Linked DNA regions of Homo sapiens: region 2 is linked to region 1. A link is a contact called in ENCODE Hi-C or POLR2A ChIA-PET data. All regions are on one chromosome and are shown on one strand. The core of a region is the stretch at or near the end of the contact, and the rest is flanking DNA. Distances in the headings are between cores, read along the strand shown.

Region 1 (4,383 bases), core at 872-3,371:
AGACCATCAAGGAAGACAGCATGGAGGGAAAATAAATAGAACACTGAGGAAAGATTGATGGCAGGAGATGGAAGCAAACAGAAAAGGAGTTCTGAAACAATATTCTTTCAAAGAAGCCGTGAAAAGAGTTCAAGGGAATTGAAGTAAGTCCACAGGAAAGGCTGTCTTAAAAGTGGAGTATGAAAAATTTGTGGTTAGCAAGCAGCTGACTGAGGTTAATTTTTTTTTAAGTCTCAGAGGAAGGAAATGATATTGTGTAACAGTTTTCTCTAACTTGGCAGGCTTTTAAATGTGGGTCCCGATCTGTCTTGCCAGAAGGGTTGAGAGCTAGGGAGCAGGGAGAAGGAGGGTATGGGTCTCTCCAAGACTCTGTGTCTTAAGAAGGTTGTATTGAAGTCAGGTTATATCTTCACTCACAATATGAGACAATAAATTCAAATAAAACGTCCATTTTTGTCCCCTTATTTTGTTTAGGCTGGTAAAGCAGGTTTGATGATGTTTTTGTCAGGTTGACAAAATTATCAGCAACAAGTTTTTATCTGGAATATCTCCCTCATTACACTTGAATTTCAACAGGGTTCCACCACCCAGGAAGACAGAATAACCGGTTTTCTGAGTTTTTCCTGATACAATTCTGGTTATCACAAACGACTTGAGATCCCTACTCTTCTTTAAAAGGGCAAGAAAAGGGAATCAATATCAATATTTGATAATGGCATTTAAAAAATAATAGACATCACTTTTGCGTTTAAAAAATGTTTTTCAATATTTAATTTACAAGTTGAGTACAAGCCATAAAAAATGTTTTTAAAATAAATTTGAGGAATTGAAAACTCCTAAGTGGTCAATTGAGCCCACATGAATCTACCAAACAAGACTGAAATGTACTTTCACAACATATGGTCTGATGAGGTTTTTCCTGTTAAACAGAGAAAAATAGACCCGGGGAAGTTGCTGGAAGGCATGAACCATGTACCATTTAAAGAGAGGTTTTCCATACTTATGCAAATGAGACCCCGTTAAAGACTCTACTACAGGATCTAAAGCTAGCCGCTCCCCAGTCTGGGGCTCAAATGTTCTCATCTGTAAAATAAGGGAAAAGAGAAAGGGTGGTATATGTGTCTGCGTATTAATTATTTGAGTGTGTGTGTGAATTCTTTGGATATGAAAATAAAGAGAGAAGACATTAATTATTTGGGTGCGTATGTGTGAATTAATTCTTTGGATATGAAAATAAAGAGAGGGCCGGGCGCGGTGGCTCACACCTGTAATCCCAGCACTTTGGGAGGCCGAGGCGGGTGGAGGCCAGGACCAGTCTGGGCAACATGGCGAAACCCCATCTCTACAAAAAATACAAAAATAGCCGGGTGGCGTGGTGCGTGCCTGTAATCTCAGCTACTAGGGAGGCTGAGGCAGGAGAATCCCCTGAACCCGGGAGGCGGAGGCTGCAGTGAGCCGAGAACGCGCCACTGCATTCCCGCCTGGGAAACAGACCATCTAAAAAAAAAAAAAAAAAAAAAAAAAAAAGGCCGGGCGTGGTGGCTCACGCTTGTAATCCCAACACTTTGGGAGGCCGAGGCGGGTGGATCACGAGGTCAGAATTCGAGACTCAGCCTGGCCAACATAGTGAAACCCCGTCTCTACTTAAAAAAAAAAAAAATACAAAAATTAGCCGGGCATGGTGGTGCGTGCCTGTAGTCCCAGCTACTTGGGAGGCTGAGGCAGGAGAATCGCTTGAACCCGGGAGGTGGAGGTTGCAGTGGGCCGAGATCACGCCACTGCACTCCTGCTTGAGCAACAGAATGAGACTTCAAAAAAAAAAAAAGAAAGAGAAAAGACAACCTACCCCAGTATAAGGGGTAAGAAAAAGGATTCAGGGAGGCTCAGGAACTTAAGGCCTCGAGCACCTGCACCTCCAGCCCCACCCGCTAACCCTCCCCAGCGTGGAGATACAGCACAGGGGCCAACATGGCGTCAGCACGCTGGGTCTCGCCTGCGACCCCCGTGACTCCGCACTGCTGCAGCCCGGGCGAGGCTGCGCCCCATTGGCCAACTGCAATGAGGTCATTGCGGGGGCGGGGGCCGGCGGCGGCGCAGGGGCGGGGCTTTACGGACGCAAGCACGTCGAAGCGCTGCTCCTGGAGCCGCGGAGGGTGCGGGTTTGGCTGCGGTGGTTTCTGTGGCGGTTGCTGTGGCGGAGTTTGGAGGTGAGTGGGGGCTGTAGGTTTAGCGCAACAGGGAGCGGCCCTCGATGGACGTAGGAAATCCTTCTAAGAGCCCCCTTGATTGTCAGAGGAATTAGCGGGGATCTGACGTCTTCGAGATAAAATGGGGGTTCGCCCCCTCCTTGGGCACCCCTCCTCTGCCCTGAGGAACCGGAGGCTCACTGCCCTTTGGAAGCCCCGCATCTCTTCCCTGCTTTAAGGGGTAGGCGGAGGAACCGGAGGTTATTGGATAGGCAGAAGAATTTAGGGGGCTTCTTAAAGGGTTTCTCAGTTTGGGGGTTTTCCTCTCCTTTTTTCCCATCTCAAGGTAGATGAGCCTGAGTCCAGAGAATTCCTGCTCATTGGGTAGACAGGAAATGAAGCAGGTGAATACCGTGGGAGGAGGCGAGGACCGGATGACAGGAGTGAGATTCTTCTAGGCAGGGCGCGGGGGCGCTGTAGTTGGACTCATCTTTTGCAGAATTGCTGTTTCTTCATATTTTGTTTTGTGATCGTCCAGAACTACTTTGGCCTAATTAGTTTTCTGTTAGCCTCCATTGCTATAGAGATATTCTTGGGAGACCTATAATCATTAAAGAGCAGGAGGACGGAGGCGACTCGTTGGAGGCTTATCATTATCCACAGCTCCTGAACTATGCTGACCAGGCCTAATTTTATGTGTTTAGAGGTTGTAGAATCTCTCTTTGTTTAAGGGTGGTGCCGGTAACAGCTGATTTGGATGATTCAGATGTACAGAATCTTAAAGTCAGCCTGCATATTCTCTTGAGAAGTCCTTGCTTATGTCTGAGCTTGTGTTACTGTCTTGAACATCACATGCACAAAGGTTTGTTCGTTCAGATTTCTCAAAATGTCTCCCAGCCTTCCAGAAGAGTAAATCTTCCTTTGATGTCAGACTCATCTATCAGTACTCAGTATAGATGCCCTTATGACACTAAAAATACTGTGCATTTTTCTGAGTTTGGATACTGGACAGGCTGTGCCTTACATTAGCTGATCGAGAATAAATAATTGCAGTTTCAGGACCACTGATAGCGCCAGTTGTCTCATACCCGGCAACAGTAAGACAGCACTAAAACGAAACCTTTATTGGCTCATGAGATTTGACAGATGGAAGAATGTAATTAATCTTGAAGGTAGGGTTGAGAAACAGAAAGCTGCAGAGGTGGAAGGCTTATTCTCTGTGGCTTGATAAAACTGCTTTGTCATTATCAGTGTGTTCCTGTCATGCTTGATTTGAAATTGAGCTTAATATGCAAACTGGTTGCTTTTTCCAGATGACGGTTATTTGTTTGAATTCCTAAGTGGGGAAATATTGTTTTCTGAGGAATCTGGAAGATTAAACCCTTTAGTGTAGCCATAGCTTTAGGATAGTGCCAGAACTTTGGGCTTTTAGAAATGCGCATTGTCAGTAGAAGGGAGAAGGATAGTTACAAGGCAGACATCTTTATGAGAGGGTATTGAAGGCCTCTTCTGTTTGTTTCCTGCACTAGCAAAAACAGATTGAGCAGTGTGAAACTCACTGCCTCAATATTGTGTCCTGGGTATTTAAAGAGTTGTTTGAGGTTCCCAGTTCCTGTCTTTAATCTGGATACATTCTTATCAGTTGAGTTGCCCAAAATAATTGTCATTTGATCCTGATGTTGACTGGAATGGAAGTGACTTTTCATCTGACACTCTGTGGGACAGAATTCAGGAACTGCCTTTGCAATTTCTCCTTTCCATCTTTCTAGACAGGGTGTCAAAAACAGTTGTTGACCTGTCCTCATGGGGTGTTAGAAATGTAAATGCAAGAGCCGTAGTGGGGTGTCATTTGCTCTTAGCCCTCGTGGTAATTTCCAAAGTTATGTCATTTTCTCTTTGCTTCAGGTTGGAGAGAAATCCAGGTACTCACTAGACTGGTACCTTCTGCCACCATGGGGGAGCTTTTCCGGAGTGAAGAAATGACACTGGCCCAGCTTTTTCTACAGTCAGAGGCTGCTTATTGTTGTGTCAGTGAATTAGGAGAACTTGGAAAGGTTCAGTTTCGTGACGTAAGTAGTTGTGGGGCTGCGACTTGATTACTGCTGAACTCTATTGCTATCGTGGTCAGATGCCTTATGATGAATGTTTTGTTTTTTATTTGCAAAAATAACATTATAGCACTGACTTCCTATTGGCA
Region 2 (4,442 bases), core at 1,456-3,955, 520 kb after region 1:
AATCCCAGCACTTTAGGAGGCCGATGCAGGTGGATCACCTGTGGTCAGGAGTTTGAGACCAGCCTGGCCAACATGTTGAAACACTGTCTCTACTAAAAATACAAAATTAGCTGGGTGTGGTGGCACATGCCTGTAATCACAGCTACTCGGGAGACTGAGGCAGGAGAATCGCTTGAATCTGGGAGGCGGAGGTGTAGTGAGCTGCGATCATGCCATTGCACTCCAGCCTGGGCAACAAGAGCGAAACTCCGAATCAAAAAAAAAAAAAAAAAAAAAAACAGAAAGAAAAAAGAAAAAGAAATGGCTGGGCACATTGGCTCACGCCTGTAATCCTAGCAGTTTGGGAGGCTGAGGCGGGTAGACCACCTGAGGTCAGGAATTCAAGACCAGCCTGACCAATATGGTGAAACCCCGTCTCTACTAAAAATACAAAAATTAGCCAGGCGTGGGGGCACAAGCCAGTAATCCCAGCTACTCAGGAGGCTGAGGAAGGAGAATCGCTTGAACCCGGGAAGTGGATGTTGCAGTGGGCCAAGATCGCGCCACTGCACTCCAGCCTGTGCTACGGGAGTGAGAATCCATCTCACACAAACACACACACAAAAAGAATCAAAGGTTTTGATTGTGAGTTGCAGTAAAGGGAAAGACCATGTTCATAGCAGTGCCAATATCTGAAGTGGAGTCTTACACATTTCATCACCTACAACGAAAGTAAGTTAACTGGGAGAGATTACCAAGAGAGTAAAAAGAGACTCAGGACAAATAGCTAATGTATGCAGGACTTAAAACCTGCATGACGGGTTGATAGATGCAGCAAACCACCATGGCACACGTATACCTATGTAACAAACCTGCATGTTCTGCACATGTATCCCAGAACTTTAAGTTAAAAAATAAGCCAGGCGCGGTGGCTCACGCCTGTAATCCCAGCACTTTGGGAGGCCGAGGCGGGCAGATCACCTGAAGTCGGGAGTTCGAGACCAGCCTGAGCAACAAGGAGAAACCCCATCTCTACTAAAAATACAAAATTAGCTGGGCGTGGTGGTGCATGCCTGTAATCCCAGCTACCCAGGAGGCTGAGGCAGGAGAATTGCTTGAACCCGGGAGGCGGAGGCCATGGTGAGCTGAGATCACGCCACTGCACTCCAGCCTGGGCAACAAGAGTGAAACTCCGTCTCAAAATAAATAAATAAATAAAAATAAAAAGAGAGACTAATACAGTTGGAAAAAAAAGATTAGGCAGGACTTGTTGAGTGATTGAATATTGGCTGGAAAGGAGGCAAGGACAATCCCAGCTGTAACCTGGGTACATGGAGAGAAGAAGCAGGCCACTTTCCACACACCCACCTTGATATCCTCCTTGGTAAGCCGCGGCCAGGCCACCTTTTCCTTCCATTTTCTCACAAAACAAGTAATAGAGCGGGAAGAGCGCTTATCCTGGGAGTCCTGCCAGATAGAGAGCCTCATTCTTAGGGTCTGGGGTTTAGAATTAATCTCCAGTTTCCCTGGGCAGCCCGGTTTCCATCCAAACCTTACTGTCCCATTTCACCCTTACCTTGGAGTTCACTTTGGCATAGAACTCAATCTCATTGTACAACTCCACTCCATCGGCATTCTTGCAGCTGAGGAGACAATGAAGCTGAGGAGATGCGGAATACTCCGTGTGGGGACATTAGGAAAGGGGTAGATTCCTGGGAAGCCAGGCCCTCGGACGGCAGGGCCACTACCTGAACACAATGCGGTGATCCTCAATAAGCACGTGGACATCGGTGCTGTCCTCAACACAAAACTCCATGAACACATACCTGGGCCTGTCGTACCACAAGGTCCGGGCGTGCTGCCTGAAGAGAAGTTGAGGTGTGGCTTCATAGGGGTGGGAGAGGGAAGACTGAGGTCATTTGGGAAGGGACTACCCAGGGACCTTTGATGCCACAGTTTTTTCAAAGTGGAGCTAAATGAGACAGAAGGGGTGAAAGGGAAGGGAATGACAGGAGTGGGTGGGTGTGGTGAATGTGAACCTGGGAAGAATAGAACGTGCAAGACTAGGAAACTAGGAGGTCAGGGAGAACATTCAGGTCACACCTTCCCTCACCCCACAGTTACAGAGACCAGGGGTCCGGGGCTCCCGTGGGGCCTCACAGAACCTGGAGCGCCCAGAAGACTTGGAGCAGGGAATCTCCAGGGAAAAGGGCCAGGGGGAGCACCGGAGCCGGAAACACTCACCGTGCCATTGCGGCTCCCGCTCCAGGGTGGCATTTAGAGTTCCAGGCAGGGGCCGCTATCTTTAGATCCTGGGGACGCCCCCAGCAGCTGCCTCTCCTTATATGGTCGGGAGAGCAGTTGAGAGGAAGAGAGAACATGACCTGGCAGCCAAGGGATCTGCACTCTGGAGATACTCTGGGACAGCTTCATCCTTGCAGCCCTTCACCGTGGGGTCTTCAGAAATGCATAGACTATGAAGAGACAACCCATCTGCTGGAACCAGGGCAAAGGCTGCCCTAGACGCTACACACAGGGAATGACTTTTCCCCGGTATCATTCACCTGTTTCTCCGACGCTTACTGCTCAGTGTCTGATTCACAATAGGCGCTCAATAAAACATTATTGTCCTGAATTAAATTCCCGGGGAAGGCGCGCCCTCGGGGACTTGGGTACTTCAGGCCCCGCCCACCACTCCCCTGGGGTTCCAGGCCACCGCGCCGTTGCCATGGCAGCAGGGGGGCGCGGCTGACGTGCGGTGGTGTTTCCGGGAAGATGGCGGCTGTCGAAGCGGCTGCAGAGCCGGTAACGGTGGTGGCGGCTGTTGGGCCAAAGGCGAAAGACGAAGAGGAGGAGGAAGAGGAGCCGCTGCCACCGTGCGAGGCGGTGCGCTGGGCCCCAGTGGGGGCGGTGGCGGAGGCCCGGCCTGGGGCAACCGCGTTTTTAGAAGAGGCGACGGCCGAGGAGCCTGGCGCGGCCCCGGGCTCCCCGCCGGATTCGCCGGGCCGGACGCTGCGGCGGCTGCGGGCAGAGCGGCGGCGGCTGGACTCGGCGCTGCTGGCGCTGTCCTCGCACTTCGCGCAGGTGCAGTTCCGCCTGCGCCAGGTGGTGCGCGGGGCGCCGGCGGAGCAGCAGCGCCTTCTGCGGGAGCTCGAAGACTTCGCCTTCCGCGGCTGCCCTCACGTCCTAGGTTACGAAGGGCCCGGCGACCCCGCCAGCGATGAGGGCGATGGGCTGCCAGGGGACCGGCCATGGTTGCGGGGCGAGGACCAGGTGAGTGGCTGGAGCCGGGCCGCGAGGAATATGGGAATAGTGGGGTCGTGTGGGTGGCGATCCAGACCCGGATGATGGTGCATGCGGGGAGAAGCCTCCCCGACTCGGTCGGTGAGTACGTGTGTCGGAGACCAGGGGACTGGAGTGCGGGGCCGGCTGAAGGGCAAGAGGACAGAGGCCTGGGAACCTGAGGGTGAGCGGTGTGCACGGAGGATGTGGAGAGATGTCGGTGCGTGATGACGTGAGTGGTAGAGGAGCGGTGAGCGAAGTGAGTCGTTGAGAGGGCAGCAGAGCAGCCAAGAGCAGTGCTGCGCCCACTCACCTTTCCCTCACGTATCTCAGTCTTGAACACTTTGGCTGCTAGAGGACCCCGACTCTGGGGATTGGGAAAATTGGCAAAGGAAAGGAAAGTGAGTTGGAATCCGTGGAAATTTAGGTTAACTCCCTGTCCCTGCTTTCCTGAAATCTAGGCAGTCTTTACACTTCTTTGGGTGGGAGTTTGGATTAACAGCAGGGTCTCTTAGTAACTGAAATAAACACAACTCTTGATTAGATAAATTTCCTAATGTTGGAATTTTTCCTTTTTAAGAGACGGGAGGGTCTTGGTATGTTGCCCAGGCTGGTCTCGAACTCCTGGTCTCAAGCCATCCTCCCGCCTCAGCCTCAGGACTACAGGCGTGTGCCACCGTGCAGGCTATAATGTTGAAATTTTTAAACTCTTCCTCCATCCTGCTTAATCATTAGGCATTCTGAATGAGGTCCTCTGATAACTGACAAGATCGATTCAGTGTGCCTACCCCAGAAGTAGTGAAACTATGTATAAGACACCAGGTAAACGTTTCCTTACAAGCTTTGCATCTCTGGAAGTGCACAAAGTGCTGGCTTTATTGGAAGTGTTGAGGTACACTGCCTTTTCACTTTTTTTTTTTGAGACAGAGTCTCACTCTGTCACCTAGGCCAGACTGCATTGGCGCAATTTCTGCTTACTGCAACCTCTGCCTCCTGGGCTCAAGCAATCCTCCTGCCTCAGCTTCCCCAGTATCTGGGACTACAGGTGTGTGCCACCACACCCAGTTAATTTTGTTTATTTTTTGTTGAGGCGGGGTTTCACCACATTGCCCAGGCTGGTCTCGAACTCCTGAGCTCAAGCGATCTGCCCTCCTCAGCCTACCAAAGTGCTGGGATTAGAG

Evidence for each region. A loop is a pair of places that touch in the nucleus more often than their neighbours do. ChIA-PET counts read pairs that join two places held with the same protein, here RNA polymerase II (POLR2A). Pooled maps may share reads with other maps.
Region 2: a loop to region 1 is called in a pooled map, with 6 times the contacts of the local background. The contact joins the promoter of PTGES3L-AARSD1 here to the promoter of ATP6V0A1 in region 1. A Hi-C loop is called at or near these places in 4 of 50 pooled maps. POLR2A ChIA-PET finds 5 or more read pairs at or near these places in 3 of 52 experiments (B cell, GM12878 and OCI-LY7).

The regions. Positions count from the first base shown.
Region 1 is chr17:42,456,757-42,461,139 of GRCh38, forward strand. It overlaps ATP6V0A1 (ATPase H+ transporting V0 subunit a1), which reads left to right and starts at 2,122. Exons shown (of 22, transcript NM_001130021.3): 1 at 2,122-2,207; 2 at 4,092-4,255. The coding sequence starts at 4,139. RefSeq lists an enhancer at 1,742-1,831 and a silencer at 1,982-2,191.
Region 2 is chr17:42,977,823-42,982,264 of GRCh38, forward strand. It overlaps PTGES3L-AARSD1 (PTGES3L-AARSD1 readthrough), which reads right to left and starts at 2,706. Exons shown (of 17, transcript NM_001136042.2): 1 at 2,224-2,706; 2 at 1,728-1,841; 3 at 1,556-1,622; 4 at 1,348-1,446. The coding sequence starts at 2,360. PTGES3L (prostaglandin E synthase 3 like) reads right to left here and starts at 2,258. Exons shown (of 7, transcript NM_001261430.2): 1 at 2,224-2,258; 2 at 1,728-1,841; 3 at 1,556-1,622; 4 at 1,348-1,446. The coding sequence starts at 2,231. It overlaps RUNDC1 (RUN domain containing 1), which reads left to right and starts at 2,743. Exons shown (of 5, transcript NM_173079.5): 1 at 2,743-3,252. The coding sequence starts at 2,755. RefSeq lists an enhancer at 2,670-2,739 and a silencer at 2,810-3,059.